Linked DNA regions of Homo sapiens: region 1 is linked to region 2. A link is a loop called in an ENCODE intact Hi-C map of the cell type or tissue named here. Cell type or tissue: endothelial cell of umbilical vein. All regions are shown on one strand. Links, peaks and the distances in the headings refer to the core of each region. The heading gives the core; the rest is flanking DNA.

Evidence for each region. Peaks named below come from ENCODE experiments on the same cell type or tissue, not always from the same donor. Only the 100,000 strongest peaks of a DNase experiment are listed, where the experiment ranks them.
Region 1: a loop joins it to region 2, with 7 times the contacts of the local background. A loop is called at or near these places in 9 of 110 quality-filtered maps.

What each region holds. Positions count from the first base shown.
Region 1 is chr21:37,165,203-37,171,584 of GRCh38, reverse strand. It overlaps TTC3 (tetratricopeptide repeat domain 3), which reads right to left. Exons shown (of 46, transcript NM_001330683.2): 33 at 4,970-6,035; 34 at 3,965-4,030. Among named protein-coding and RNA genes, the nearest start is that of TTC3-AS1, 26 kb to the left of the region's middle. In endothelial cell of umbilical vein, for the core only: no CTCF peak of the experiment used is centred there; a DNase peak (open chromatin) is centred at 4,704.
Region 2 is chr21:37,579,038-37,587,150 of GRCh38, reverse strand. The region is part of intron 1 of KCNJ6-AS1 (KCNJ6 antisense RNA 1); the gene reads right to left. Among named protein-coding and RNA genes, the nearest start is that of KCNJ6-AS1, 64 kb to the right of the region's middle. In endothelial cell of umbilical vein, for the core only: a CTCF peak has its summit at 4,381 (motif pointing right); a DNase peak (open chromatin) is centred at 4,420; H3K27ac peaks cover 255 bases.

The DNA.
Region 1 (6,382 bases), core at 3,493-5,992, 420 kb after region 2:
CAGCAAAAGGATCACAGTGAATAGTAACTTGCTGTCGTGAATGAATTTACATGCCCCAAATTACCAACAGAGACAGGCAGGAAGCTAAATGCCACCTCTATGTTATTACATTTAAACTTCACGATACTTCTGTGAGAAATACATTATGTTTGCCTTTAATAGATCAGAGAACCAAGTGATGCAACTTCTCAAAGTCCCAGGAGAAAGTAGCAATGCTGGGATTCAAATGCAATTCTCACTGGTTGAGAAGCCAGCAATCACCTATACTAGCATCAAGGTCCTAAAACTAACAGCTAATTTAAGAAAGCATTTGTGAACATTCCCATCACTGATAAAAACATTCATTTGATGGTCAAAAGCACTGACTCATTAAACAACAGAGCCTACCTGGTTTAAAGCTAAGCACAGCATAAGACTTCAACAACAGTAAACAGGCCAAAATGTTCACTATAAGACTGCCTGTAAGCATAAAAAGCTGATACAATCTAAATGTTCAACAACAAGAAATTGGTCAAATAAATGATCACACATTAATAAAATGGAAAACCAAGTATCCATTTAAAATGATGCTATAAATCGTATTTACTGATATGGAAACAAGTCTACAATATATTAATTGAAGCCTGCAAATTTCAAATAAAATATATATGCTGTGATCCCATCTTTTAAAAACTATTGTTTAATTATATGTAAATGTTCAAACATCCTGGAAGGCTACACATCAAAATATTAACATGAGTGATGGGAAGGTAGATGATTTTCAATTTCTCTTTCATAATTTTTGGTATTATTCATTTAAAAAATTTAAGAACTCTATATATTATTTTATCATTAGCAAAAACTAAACACTATTTGTACAAATAGCAGCAGGAAACACAAGCTCTGACCTTCTTCCTACTTAACTAGACATTGATCTTGTCAAACATTCCATATCTAACTATAGAACTGCTTTTTAAATGACAGCATGATATTTCATTTTATAGGTATATCATAATTTAACTAGTCCGCTATTGATGGAGGTTTAGATTGTATTCAATTTTCTGCTGATTCAAATACAGACAAAACAAACATACAAATCCCCTTGGCTCACTGGTCTCTCTATACATATATGAGTGCAGATCGATTCCTAACTGCCTTCCCAGAAATTTCAGTTTCACTATCTTTCAAAATGTGAATGATTGCTTTTCCTATTTCAAGTGGGGTGGGCATCTGTTTATATGTTTAAAAATCATCTGTATTTCTTTCATTGTGAATTGTCTATTCACATCCATTCTCATCTTTGTGACAGATTGTTGATCTTTTCCTTACTGATTTATAGAAACTTTGTTGTTAAGGAAATTAGTTCTCTATCTGTTTCACACTGCACATAATTTTCCTTGTTTCTCTCCTGTGTTTTGATATGTGTATGTGTATGTATTTGTTGTCATACATATGCTATGCATATAGGATATACACATTACATGCATGTGTATATGAATATAAACATTCTTTTTTCCCATGCTGTTTACTGATCTTACAAAAAATTTTTCCCGTTTTTTTCCTGGATACTTTTATAGGTCCATTTTTTATGCTAAAATCTTTAATCTGCCTGGAACTTATTTTGGTATAAGGAATGAGGTAGGGACCAAGATTGATTTTTTCTAGATGGCAATCCATTTCTCCTATGTATTTAATAATCCAGTTTTTGCTCACTGATAATTTGCCATCTTCGGTTTTGTTTTTTGTTTTTTTTTTTTTGAGACAGAGTCTCGCACTGTCGCCCGGGCTAGAGTGCAGTGGCGCAATCTTGGCTCACTGCAACCTGTGCCTCCTGGGTTCAAGCGATTCTCCTGCCTCAGCCTCCCAAGTAGCTGGGGTTACAGGTGTCCACCACCACGGCCAGCTAATTTTTTTTAATTTTAGTAGAGATGGGGTTTACTATGTTGGCCAGCTGGTCTCAAACTCCTAACCTCGTGATCCACCCACCTCAGCCTCCCAAAGTGCTGGGATTACAGGCATGAGCCACCACACCCAGCCAATCTACCATCTTGATTGACTGACTGAGATGGAGTCTCACTCTGTCGCCCAGGCTGGAGTACACTGGCGTGATCTTGGCTCACTGCAACCTCCGCCTCCCAGGTTCAAGCAATTCTCCTACCTCAGCCTCCCAAGTAGCTGGGATTACAGGTAAGCTACCACACCTGGCTAATTTTTGTATTTTTAGTAGAGACGGGGTTTCAACATGTTGGCCAGGCACTCTCATATTAATGGTCTATGTATGTGGTAATATAGATAGATTTATATTGTGTTTTGATATTTAGTTGCACAACTCCTTTTCTTAGTTTCTCTTCCATACCCATTCTTGATGTTCATTTTTACATATGAAGTTTAAAATCAATTTGTCTAGTTTCAAATTAATCCTGTGCAGTAACCAGGCCTCTTGTTAGTCACAGCCTTGTATAGACCTCTCCTACCATGTATCAGGGTTGGTGGATTGATCTATGTGACCAAGAGAATGCGCAGAAGTGATAATTTGTGACTTCCTAAAGCACTGCCGCTTCTGCCTGGTATCACACACTCTGGGAAAAGCCAGCCCCATGAGGTCAAGCAGGGCTAGGTGGAGGTCCACAAGGCAAGGAACTGAAGCTTCCTGACAACTGCCAACATCCGCTTGCCAGCCATGTGAGTGAGCTATCTTGGAAGTAGAACCTCTGGGCCCAGTTACTCCCGCAGATGACCAAGCCCTGGTCAACATCTTGGCTAGCTACATGAGAATCTCCAGAAGCATCCAACTAAACTGCTCCTGAATGCCTGACTTAGCGAAATTGTGAGATTTCACAATTGTGAAATATTTTACTGTTTTAAGCCACTAGCTTTTGAGGTTGTTTGTTATATATACAGCAATATACATAACTAATTTGCCCTGTTCATGTATATACTGGGATTGTGTTAAATTTTAAAAAGCTTTAGGGAGAACCAATCTCATTATCATAATATGTGTTCTTATCCAAGTACATGAAATATCTTTTCATTTAAGGCTTCTATGTGTCTCTCCATAGCATTTAAAAATTTTTCTTTATATACATTTAAGTATTTTATCTCTTTTTTGGTATTGAAAATATTTTCTTTCAACATACTTTCTAACAGGTAATTGTTTATATATATTTTTATATACAAGTATAGGTTTATATAGGTTAGTGTAGGTTTTCAGTTGATCATTTTGGATTTTCCTGGTACACAGCCCTAGCCTCTGTAAATAATGATACTCACATCTCCTCTTTTCTATCTTCTTTCTTTCTCATATCTGCTTTCTCAGTTAATATACCCAGGATAACAATAAATATTAATGGTGATGTTTTACCATTAAGCAAGATGATGGCTTTTGGCTTAAAATATTAGCATGTTGAGAAATATTCATCAATTCCCATTTTCTTACTAGTTTTGGTCAAGACAGTGACCTGAATTTTATCCAATACCTTTACAGCAACTTTGAGTTGATAAGACAACTTTTCTCTTATGATGCATATTAACGAACTAAATTATATTAGTAGGTTTTCTAATTGAATCATTATTATAGTAGAGAAGGTCTTTATCTTTCTGTATTATTCGCATGAATAAGCTTACTTATAAATTATTATATGCTCATTATACCAGTTAAAACAATAAAGCTGGCCAGCCTGGATGACAGTGAGACCGTGTCTCAAAAATAATTAAAATAAAAATAAATAAAATTTTAAAAATAATAAAATAAAACAATAACGCTGTTATAATTTGAAATAAGTATGCTGGAAAAAAATTACCTTTTCCTTCCCTTCTCAAATTTCAACAATAAAAACAAAATCATTTTTTTGTTATGTTCTCAAGCTTATTCCATGATAACTTTGTGTGGAATAAGCTGACTCCAAAATAGTTCTAGTTCATCATTCCATCTAGATAAATTAATGAAAACTAAACCTTTAAACAGTTTAATGTAATTTTGACTCACTTGTCGTTCCTCAAAAGGATTATATGGCTCAGTATTGACTTCTTGGTGTATTATGTTCCAAGATACCTGTGGGCAAAACAAAAAATAAAATTCACTTTATCTCAATCGCTCTAGTAAAATAAGCCCATCAAGTAGTAACACTTTAAAACACACCCACAATTTTTTCAAGTTTTTTTTCCCATTTAGATCATGTTCCATGCTTTCCGTAAACATGTATATTAGGAAAGTTATTTAGAATTAGCATATCTGGAAATGATTATGATCCATTGCTCTTAACCTATTTTTTTCAAAGCTTCCTAGAAAACATAATGAGTGGGGCAATTCAATAAGGATTTAATGAATTCATACCCTATAAAGGCAACCATAGGAGAATCTTGATTTCATCTCTTCCTTGTTAGGAAAGAACTCATACACATCCCTCTTGTTTCTACCTGGCTGTCTCTTTTTAACATTCTCATTCCTCCCCTGGTTTGACAGGAGAAGCTGGGCCTGTGTAGGTCAGAGTCTTCCTTTTTCCTTCTCTTTCTGAGGAGCTGCCAGCACATTTTCCCTTCCTCCTTCATGCGCTAAGTCCTATGGGGCAGGCACCCCACGCTGGAAGGCCTCCAGGTGGGCCCTCCTGTAACTGGCAGGTAAGGCACTGTGATGCAGGCTACACTTCCAGCTAGCACTTGAACTTTCCTACAAACAGCCACCTTCTCCTCCAGCACCTTTATTAATTCTTAGGATGACGTTTTGGCTCCACCTGCTGTCTTATTTCTCAATCTGTGTAGAATTTCAGTAGCAAAGATGGGTATTGTTTATTGGACCCAAGCTTCTTTCTGAGAAGATTACCTGTCATGCCTCACAAAAGAGTTCATATTTTAAAAGTATTTTCAGGCAAAAGCTTCAGTAATCATTATAAAGTCAATCAACTTTAAGGATTCTTGCAAATATAACGGCAATGAAAAATGAAAAGGAAAATTTAACTTCAGTATTAAGAAGACTTTTCTATTTAACTCTTACCTGTATGGCAACCATCTGCACGTGTGGAATGTTTGTTACTGCACTGGTGCTTTCTGGAATTACTTCACATTTGTTGTTAGAATTTCCACAGTGCTCATCATTTCTGTTAGACTCACTCAGGACTGTATGAGCATCACCTGTGCTGCAGTGTGACTTTACAGATATTCCCAAAGAGCCCTCAAGGATCTGTGTTTCAGAGGCAATCTGGTGACCAGCAACATTCTCAGCATTCAAATGATGACCCTCAAAATAGGCAGCAGCATTTTTATCTGCTCTGTCATTGGCTACAAAAGACGGCACCACTGGTACTGATCTTGGTAGCTGATATTCAGGAGAAAGGCTGGCCAAGGGTGTATATATGCTGGTGTACTGGGGCAAACCTGGTAACACGTTTATGTATGCTGGCGGTGTCTGGGTGATATCAAATCTCTGGAAAGGAAGATACGTACAGTATCCTGTGACCAAATGGGATTGAGCCCAATAAGTTGGTTTCACATCCTCAAGAACCGGTTTGGGGGAATTACAGGAGACTCGCTTGTAATTTGCATCCTCAGAGCCTGGTTTAGGAGAATTAGAAGAGACCCCTTTGGGTTGCCCATCCTCAGAAACTTGTCTAGAAGAATTGTCGGATACTGGTTTGGCCTTCACATCTTCACAAGCTGGCTTGGGAGAATTTGCAGACACAGGTTTGGGTTTCACATTTTCAAAAGCTGGTGCTGAAGATGAATCTGACACTGGTTTAGACTTTACATCTGGTTTAAATTCCCTAGCAGCTGGATTCAGTTGTAGTTTAACTCGTACATACTCCCCTGCTTTTGAAATTTCTTCTACTTTTGTTTTAATGTTTTTCTTCTTCCTTTTTTTCTTGAGCCGTGATGCAACCTTCTTCAGTGCAATACAGTTGTCAATCACAACAAAACGAGGGCATCCCAAGAGAAAAGGTTTTAAACCTCCTGCTTTTTCTAGTATCTGTCGAGTTTCTTCTGGGAAAAACTCATATTCTGCAGAGAACATCTTGTTACTCATGTCCAAGGGACCATGTTCCTCCAAAAACTGAGAGAAGTAACTTGGAAAAAATTTACATTTACATGAGTTACTATAAGGAAGTACTTGAATATGTCTATTTGAAAAAAACTTTTATTCTCCCAAAGGAAAACACTGTTTCACTTTTCACTGATCTCAACCTTTCCTCAACAACAAATATAACAAACATAAGGTTAACTGCAATCAATGATACTATAAAGAAAATTTTGTCTACCTCCTAGAAAATGATCATTTAAAACTTTTCTGGGAGCAGGGGAAAGCAAAAGGAAATCAAAAAGTTATTTCATAACTTTCAACTATGTAATTACATAATTTATTCTAAAAACAACAACAAAAAATTTATTCAGGAAAGATAATAATGCCAATAAG
Region 2 (8,113 bases), core at 3,411-5,910:
CTGAAACGCTGAGTTTACCAACAGATGCTTTAGGTTATGTTAAACCCGTGGAGATTTAGAAAGAGACAAATACCACACGTTCTCACTTATCAATGGGAGCTAAAGGATGTGTACACATGGACAGAGACTGTGGATTACTGGACACTGGCGACTATGAAGGGTGGAGGGTGGGAGGGAGGTGGATGAGGAGAAATGATTTAATGGGCACAATGTACATTATTCTGATGACGGATACACTAACATCCCAGACTTCACCACTACTCAATATAATCATGTAACAAAATTGCACTTGTACCCCTTAAATTCACCCAAATAATAACAAATTAAAAATAAAAAATACGGCCAGGTGCGGTGACTCACGCCTCTAATCCCAGCACTTTGGGAGGCTGAGGCAGGAGGATCACGAGGTCAGGAGTTCGAGAACAGCCTGGCCAATATGGTGAAACCTCATCTCTACTAAAAATACAAAAATTAGCCGGGCGTGGTGGCACATGCCTGTAGTCCCAGCTACTCAGGAGGCTGAGGCAGGAGAATCACTTGAACCCAGGAGGCAGAGGTTGCAGTGAGCAGAGACCGTGCCAATGACTCCAGCCTCAAAAAAAAAAAAAAATTACAAATAAAAATAAAAAATAAAAGTCAGTGATGCAGGCAGTACTGATTTCAATGTATATTTATATAAATTAAGAGAGATCTTGTAAATAACTTATAAACTTTTTAAATGGATCATGCATTTAGTGTTGTATATGTAAAATCTCATCAATAGACCTAAGGTTATGCAAATTTTCTTCTAGAAATTTTATAGCTTTGCATTTTATTTAAGAGAGATCTTGTAAAAAGTGTACACGGAACATTCACTATAGACCATATCCAGTGTCAGAAACAGTTTCAATAAATTTTAAAGGATTTATATCATACCAAGTATGTACCCTAACTACAATGAAGTTAAAATACAAGCCACTAAAAGAGATATCTAGAAAATCCACAAATGTTTGGAAATTAAGTAGTACATTTCTAAGTAATTCATCGGTCAAAGAAGAGATCACAAAGGAAATTAGAAATATTTCAATGCGAGTGAATGAAAATATAATATCAAAATATGTGGGATGCTGCCATGTAGTCAGAAATGTATTCTTTATTGAAAAACAGGAAAAGTCTAACATCAGTTATCTAAGTATCAACCTAAAGAAATTAGAAGAAAAAAGAGGAGTAATATAATATCAAAATCAAAAGAATGAAGGAAACAGTAAAGAGCTGAAATCAGTGAAATTGGAAGTGGACAAATAATAGGAAAACTTACAGGAAATCAAAAGCTGGTTGATTGATAAACTTCTAAATAGACTGATTAAGAAAAAAAAAAACTGAAGAGACAACACACAGATTATCAATATCAGGAATAAAGAGGGCTCATTACTATAGTACCTACAAATAGTAAAAAATTAATAAAGTTATATTATAAACAACTTTATGCCAATACATGTGACAATTTAGATGAAATGAACAAATTCCTTGTGAGACACAAATTATAAACCTAGGAGAAATCGCATCTACATATATATATATAGTGAGAAATTGAATTTTGTAATTTTAAAATTTTCTCACAAAGAAATTACTCATCCCAGATGGTTCCACCAGTAAAGTCTATCAAATAGAAATAAAAATACCAATCTCTTTCAGAAATATAGTAGGAGGAAACTCTTCCCTACTCATTTTATGGCAAGAGAAGATAAGAGAAGAAAATGATAGTCCAATATCCCTCATGCAGTTAGGTCCAAACATCTTTTTTAAAATACTACCAATAATAACAAGGGAAATATAAAAAATACATCATGACCAATGGAGTTGATTCCAGAAATACAAGGTTGCTTTCCCCCTTACACTGGTAAGAAGGGAAAATTGTATTTGTCCTGACTGCTTCTGTTCAACTTTGAAATGGAGACTTCAGGTGATCCTTCAGGAAGTTCTGAAGCTGGGATGGTCCTTCAGAGACGTCCAGCATTAACCTGTGGGGCTGGGCTGTTTTATCCCCACATCTCCTAGTCATTAAATCAGGACTGTCACTGGGCTAAGAGGATAGCATTTGGCCAGGCAGCTCCCAGCAGCAGCTAACATCCTGACAGGTCGAAAATGGAAGGGTCTTCAGCACTCGCAGCATCATTACAGGCAGACTTTACAAACGCTGGACGCGTGGGCCCTATGACCTCGCACTTTCGCTCTGTGCGCACCAAAAGGCATGTACCAGAATGTTCACAGCAGCTTTATTCATAATTGTTCAAACATGGAAATTACCCAGACACTTGTTGTTGTTGTTGTTGCTGCTGCTGTTGTTTGTTGTTGAGACAGAGTCTCGCTGCGATGCCCAGACTGGAATGTGATGGCACCATCTCGGCTCACTGCAACCTCCGATTCCTGGGTTCAAGCGATTCTCCTGCCTCAGCCTCCCAAAGTGCTGGGAGTACAGGCATGTGCCACTATGCCCAGCTAATTTTTGTATTTTTAGTAGAGATGGGGTTTCACCATATTGGCCAGGCTGGTCTCGAACTTCTGACCTCTAGTGATCTGCCTGCCTTGGCCTTCCAAAGTGCTGGGATTACAGGCATAAGCCACCACGTCCATCCTACCCAAACATTTTTAACACTCAAATGGATTCATATGAAAGTAGGTAGATACATACATTGAAATACTAAATAGAAATGGGAAATAAACAATGACTGCTGCACGCAACATTATAAGCGAATCTTGCAACTTTATAATCAAGTGAAAAAAAACAAAAACCAAAGAGTATATGGTGTGCGACTTCATCATATAAAGTTCAAAACAACACAAAGTTACTCAGAAATCTGCACGGTGCTTATCTTGGGAGTGTGGCAGGTGCTAGAATGGTCAGGAAGTAGGGCAAGTTGTATTCCAATTCTTGGATCTGGATGGTTACATGGGTGTAACAATTCATTGAGCTCTACATTTATGATTTGTGCATTTTTATGAATGTATATAACTCTATTTTAAACTTTTTACTTATAAAAAAGATAAGATACAGATGGGAGAAGATATTTGCAAAGCATATAACCGAAAATGGGGATTCCTATTAGGAATATATAAGGCAACCCTGAGAATCAGTAAGGAAAAAAGTCCAACTAAAAAATAAAAGGGGCCAGGCACAGTGGCTCATGCCTGGCACTTTGGGAGGCCCACAGTGGGAGGATCACTTGAGCTCAGGAATTCGGGACCAGCCTGGGCAACATGGCAAAACTCTGTCTCTACAAAAAACACAAAAATTAGCCAGCCATGGTGGCGTGCACCTGTAGTCCCAGCTACTCAGGAGGCTGAGGAGGCAGGATTGCTTGAACCTGGGAGACAAAGTTTACAGTGAGCTGTGATCCCGCCACTGCACTCCAGCCTGAATGACAGAACGAGACCCTGTCTGAAAACTAAAAATAAAAGGCAAAAGATATCAACAGACCATTCAGAAGAGAAAAAAAATACAAGGCCAAGAAACATAAAAAGATGTTCAATATAGCTACTAAATAAGAAACTATGAATCAAAACAGTATGAAATGTCATTTCATAACCATCAAATGGAAAATATTAAGAAGACTAACAATCTCAACATAAGTGCAAATATAGAGCATGAGGTCTTCTTACCTCTGGAGATTTGAAGGGTAATTTGGTACAATACCTCTGGAAAGAAAACATTTGCTCTTTGATCCAGCAGTTCCACATGTAAAAAAATAATAGAGAAACTTTTGCAGAAGTTCCATAGGGAAAATGGCACAAGAAAGTTCATTGCATTATTCATAATAGAAAAAATACATACAGCATGTCATCAATAAAATAAATTTTGAAAACATGTAAAAAATGGATTCACACATGGGATGTTAGTGGAATTTTTGAATGCCATTAAAGGTACACACAAAATTGGAGCTGATGGTTACCACTGGGTGAAAGACAGGGAAGAGAAAGGGTCGTGGAAGGGTATTTTAGGAGATTTGACGGCATATGTATTGTTTTGCTTCTTAATAAAACAGAAAGCAAGTGTGACAAAATGTTAGCACTCAAGAGAGTTGGGTGGGGAATGTGTTGTGTGTTATAAACTTTTCTGTGTATTTGAAATATTTTATATTTTAGGGAAACCATTCAAAGGTATGCCTCTTAATCTCAGGACTTTCTCTCTCTCTCCAGGAGAGTGACTCTCACCAGCCCCACCCTCATTGCCAGAGGACGTTGCACGCTGCACCTGTCATGCCTCACGCTTGTGCTGTACGTGCCCAGGCCTCTGTAAATGGAGAGAATGGGGTGAGCTGACACAGTTCTTCAGGCTCTGCCCAGCAGAAGATATTATGAAAGGTCTTCTCATCTCTTCTTGAAATGGGCTACCTCCCACTGACCACTAGGTGGGACATCAGCTTGCCAGTTGCCCAATAAATGCAATGTCTATAGAATTCTTGAAACAGCCTCTGTTTCTGAGAGGGGCCCATGCTCAGAAGACTGTCCATGGACCGGCCTAGTGGTGCACTTCCTGAGTCTGGGAGCAGCACCTCTTTGAACTCCTGCTGAGGACACTGATTTGGGAGTGCAGTGCACATAAATGTAATTTACATTTATGCTTCTAATTTACATAAATGTAAACAGGGATTCAGTGAACTGGAATTTTCTTTGGTTCATAACTGGTTTTTTTCTGGCTAACTATGGGTTGGGAGAAGGAAGAGAAGAAATGGAAAATAGCATTTATTTGGGGTCTGTTATGGGCCAGGAAGCAAATTACAGCTTTATCTCATATAACGCTCATGTCTATCCGTTGAGAGGGCATCATTTCCCAGTTACAAATGAGGAAGCAGTGGCTCAAACATGTAAGATGCCTCGCCCAACGTCCAGTGAGCAAGCAGCAGACAAAAGGTTTGAACCATCTCTTTCCGCCAACAAAGTCTGGTTTCCACCGCGTGCCCTCTCCAGAAAACCTTTGGAGTAAAACTCAGAGAGACACAGAGAGAGAGAGCAAGAAAATATTTGGTATAATTTAAACACTTTCAGGTACAGCCATAATAGAAACAGATAAGAAAACAGATAAAAGACCAATCACTTCCTGGTCTTTGTCGTGCCTGTGCCAAAATAACAGAAAAAATAAAATAAAAATCACTCTACCTTATTCTTTCTTGTTCTTTCCACAAAATGTGTTTTTTGTTTTTGTTTTTTGTTTTTTTTTGAGACGGAGTCTCGGAGTCTCGCTCTGTCACCCAGGCTGGAGTGCAGTGGCACGATCTCAGCTCACTGCAAGCTCCACCTCCCGGGTTCACGCCATTCTCCTGCCTCAGCCTCCCTAGTAGCTGGGACTACAGGTGCCCGCCACCATGCCCAGCTAATTTTTGTATTTTTAGTAGAGACTGGGTTTCACCATGTTAGCCAGGATGGCCTTGATCTCTTGACCTTGTGATCTGCCCACCTCAGCCTCCCAATGTGCTGGGATTACAGGCATGAGCCACTGCACCCGGCCCAGACATTTATTTTCTCACAGTTCTGGAGGCTGGAAGTCCAAGATCAAGGTGTCTGTAGTGGGGGTTTCATTTCATTTCAGTCTGAAGCCCTTCTCCTTGGCTTGCAGATGGCGTCTTCTCCTGAGTCTACACAGGGTCTTCCTTTTGTGTCTGTTTGTGTCCTAACCTCCTCTCCTTACAAAGATGCCAGTCAGTTTAAATTAGAACCCATTCCTGTGACCTCATTTAACCTCAGTCACCTCCTTAAAAGTCCTATCTCCAAATCCAGTCACATTCTGAGGTACTGGGGGTTAGGACTTCAACAGATGACTTTTGGGGGACACAGTTCAGCCCTTGACAGAGAAAATTCAAGGTGTCAAGGAACCAGATCAGGCTTTTGGGGGGTCTTTGCAAACAGCCATAGATGGTGTGTATGACCTTGTCTAGCCATCAAACTGAGAGAGAACCATCCTTTCCAGAAATATCTCAGTTGACTGGCACCAGAGGTGGATAATTAGTAAACTATTTTTTTCTTTTATAGTCTTTTGAACATAATTATGACAAGGATTCTGGGGAGATTATAGGGTTTAATAATTTAATCTCCTCAAATTTCCTTATAAAAACAGACTGAATAACTAGCATATCAAAATCAAAGACTTTGTACTTCTACAACAAAATCAATGACCAGGAATCCCAAAGAATCTCACAGTAAGAGTGTGTGGCACAAACCACCAACAGCTGCAGGACCCACGTGGTATGAGGATCTGTGTAAAGGGAAACAACTGGCAAGTTGGGGAAGTCAACTGGGATTCCAACAGTCCAGAGGACAGGAAAAAACAACACTGCTGACCTGTGTTCACTGAAAGCACAGAGCTCCAATCCGAGAGTGGCAGGTTGGGAGATGACTCTACCGGGTTCAGTTCCTGAGTGGGTAAAGGAGACCACAATACTATTCTGACCACAGTGAAGCAGTCTATAAGTCTTCAAAGCTAGCAAACAAAATGCCCAGATAAGAGAAATGACTTAGAAGAAAATGCAGAATGGGGATCAGAATGTCAGATCTCAGAAAACACAGGCAGTATTTTTGAAATCATTTTGGAAAAACAACAGAAGAGGGAATGTAGACCCATGAAGTTTGAAAACCTGTCTTGACCTATGCCTCATCCTATGAACAAAGAAAAACTTGTTTCACTTTAAAAAAAGCAATAAAATGGATGATAGCCAAATCTAATATAAAGTTATGATAAGAGAAAGCAGAATAATAACATATTAATAACAACAATAATATTGGCCCTACAGACAATGAAAATACAACAGAGAGGTACACATTCAATGAAGATGAAAATGTAACCTAATATTTGAAATGAGGTAAAAAGAACTAGGAAAATGATAGGTGTCATTAAAGTATCTTAAAGTATCATTTAAATCATAATTAGAAACATTTAGAAATATAAGATTTGAAAGACAGATGAAGATGACAGAACACAAAACAGAATTAGAAGTATAAAGGAAATTTTTCAGAAATAAAAACTAAATTAGAAGGGACATCAGAGCCAATAAACAAAACAAATAATGCCTTAAAAGAAATGTAAAATGCAAAAATGAAAAAAAAGGAGATTTTACAAAATTAAAAAGATATTAAGTGTTTCAACTTCTGGTTAGGATGTAAAAAATCACAAAAGACCACCACTCCAGCAGAGCAAGGATAAAGCACTGGTAAGCTATTAAATTGTCTTTTTCTTTAAAACTATTTAAAACCTATAGATTCGAAATCCAAATAAACTAAATTCCAGAGATGGATGAGCCCATGTCAGGTGAGAAAACTGGTCCCTTCCATTCCTGTGGTAAGTTGTCAAGCATGGGGTTGTAGATGGACAGAAAATCAAGTCTGCTACAGGCAAATAAAATTTGGGGGAATAAGGAGAAACTAACTGGAAATTTTACAGCTAGTGTTAGACTTGAACCTGGAGGAATCCCAAATACAGCATTGGACATCTCTGTCCGTCTTCCAACTCTCTCTCATAGAAATTTATTGAATAAATGGTGTCCAAGAAGTCAGGAGATGACACAGAAAAGCAGAGAGAAATGTTGTGGTGTCATGGTGCTTAGATTTCATAGCCTTCCTGGAGAGAGGGTGATCTCACACTCAAGATATTTGAAACCAGAGGTGAACTAAATCAACTGGAGTGGCAACCTCAACTCTAATTCAGCTCAACTAATTATTAGATTGAAGAGATCAGATCCTAATCCAAGATACCTGACACACAAAAGGGCAAGCACTTCCTAGAAAAATTAGTACCTTCTTTCAGTCTCCACTGCTATGGTATACATAAACTGCAGCATTCAATAAAAAAACTACAAGCCAGCTGGGCATGGTGGCTCACGCCTGTAATCTCAGCACTTTGGAAGGCCAAGGCAGGGGGATCACAAGGTCAAGAGATCAAGACCATCCTGGCCATCACGGTGAAACCCTGTCTCCACTAAAAACACAAAAATTAGCTGGGCATTGTGGGCTGTGCCTATAGTCCCAGCTACTCGGGAGGCTGAGGCAGGAGAATCACTTGAACCTGGCAGGCAGAGGTTGCAGTGAGCTGAGATTGCACCACTTTACTCCAGCCTGGTGACAGTGAGACTCCCTCAAAAAAAAA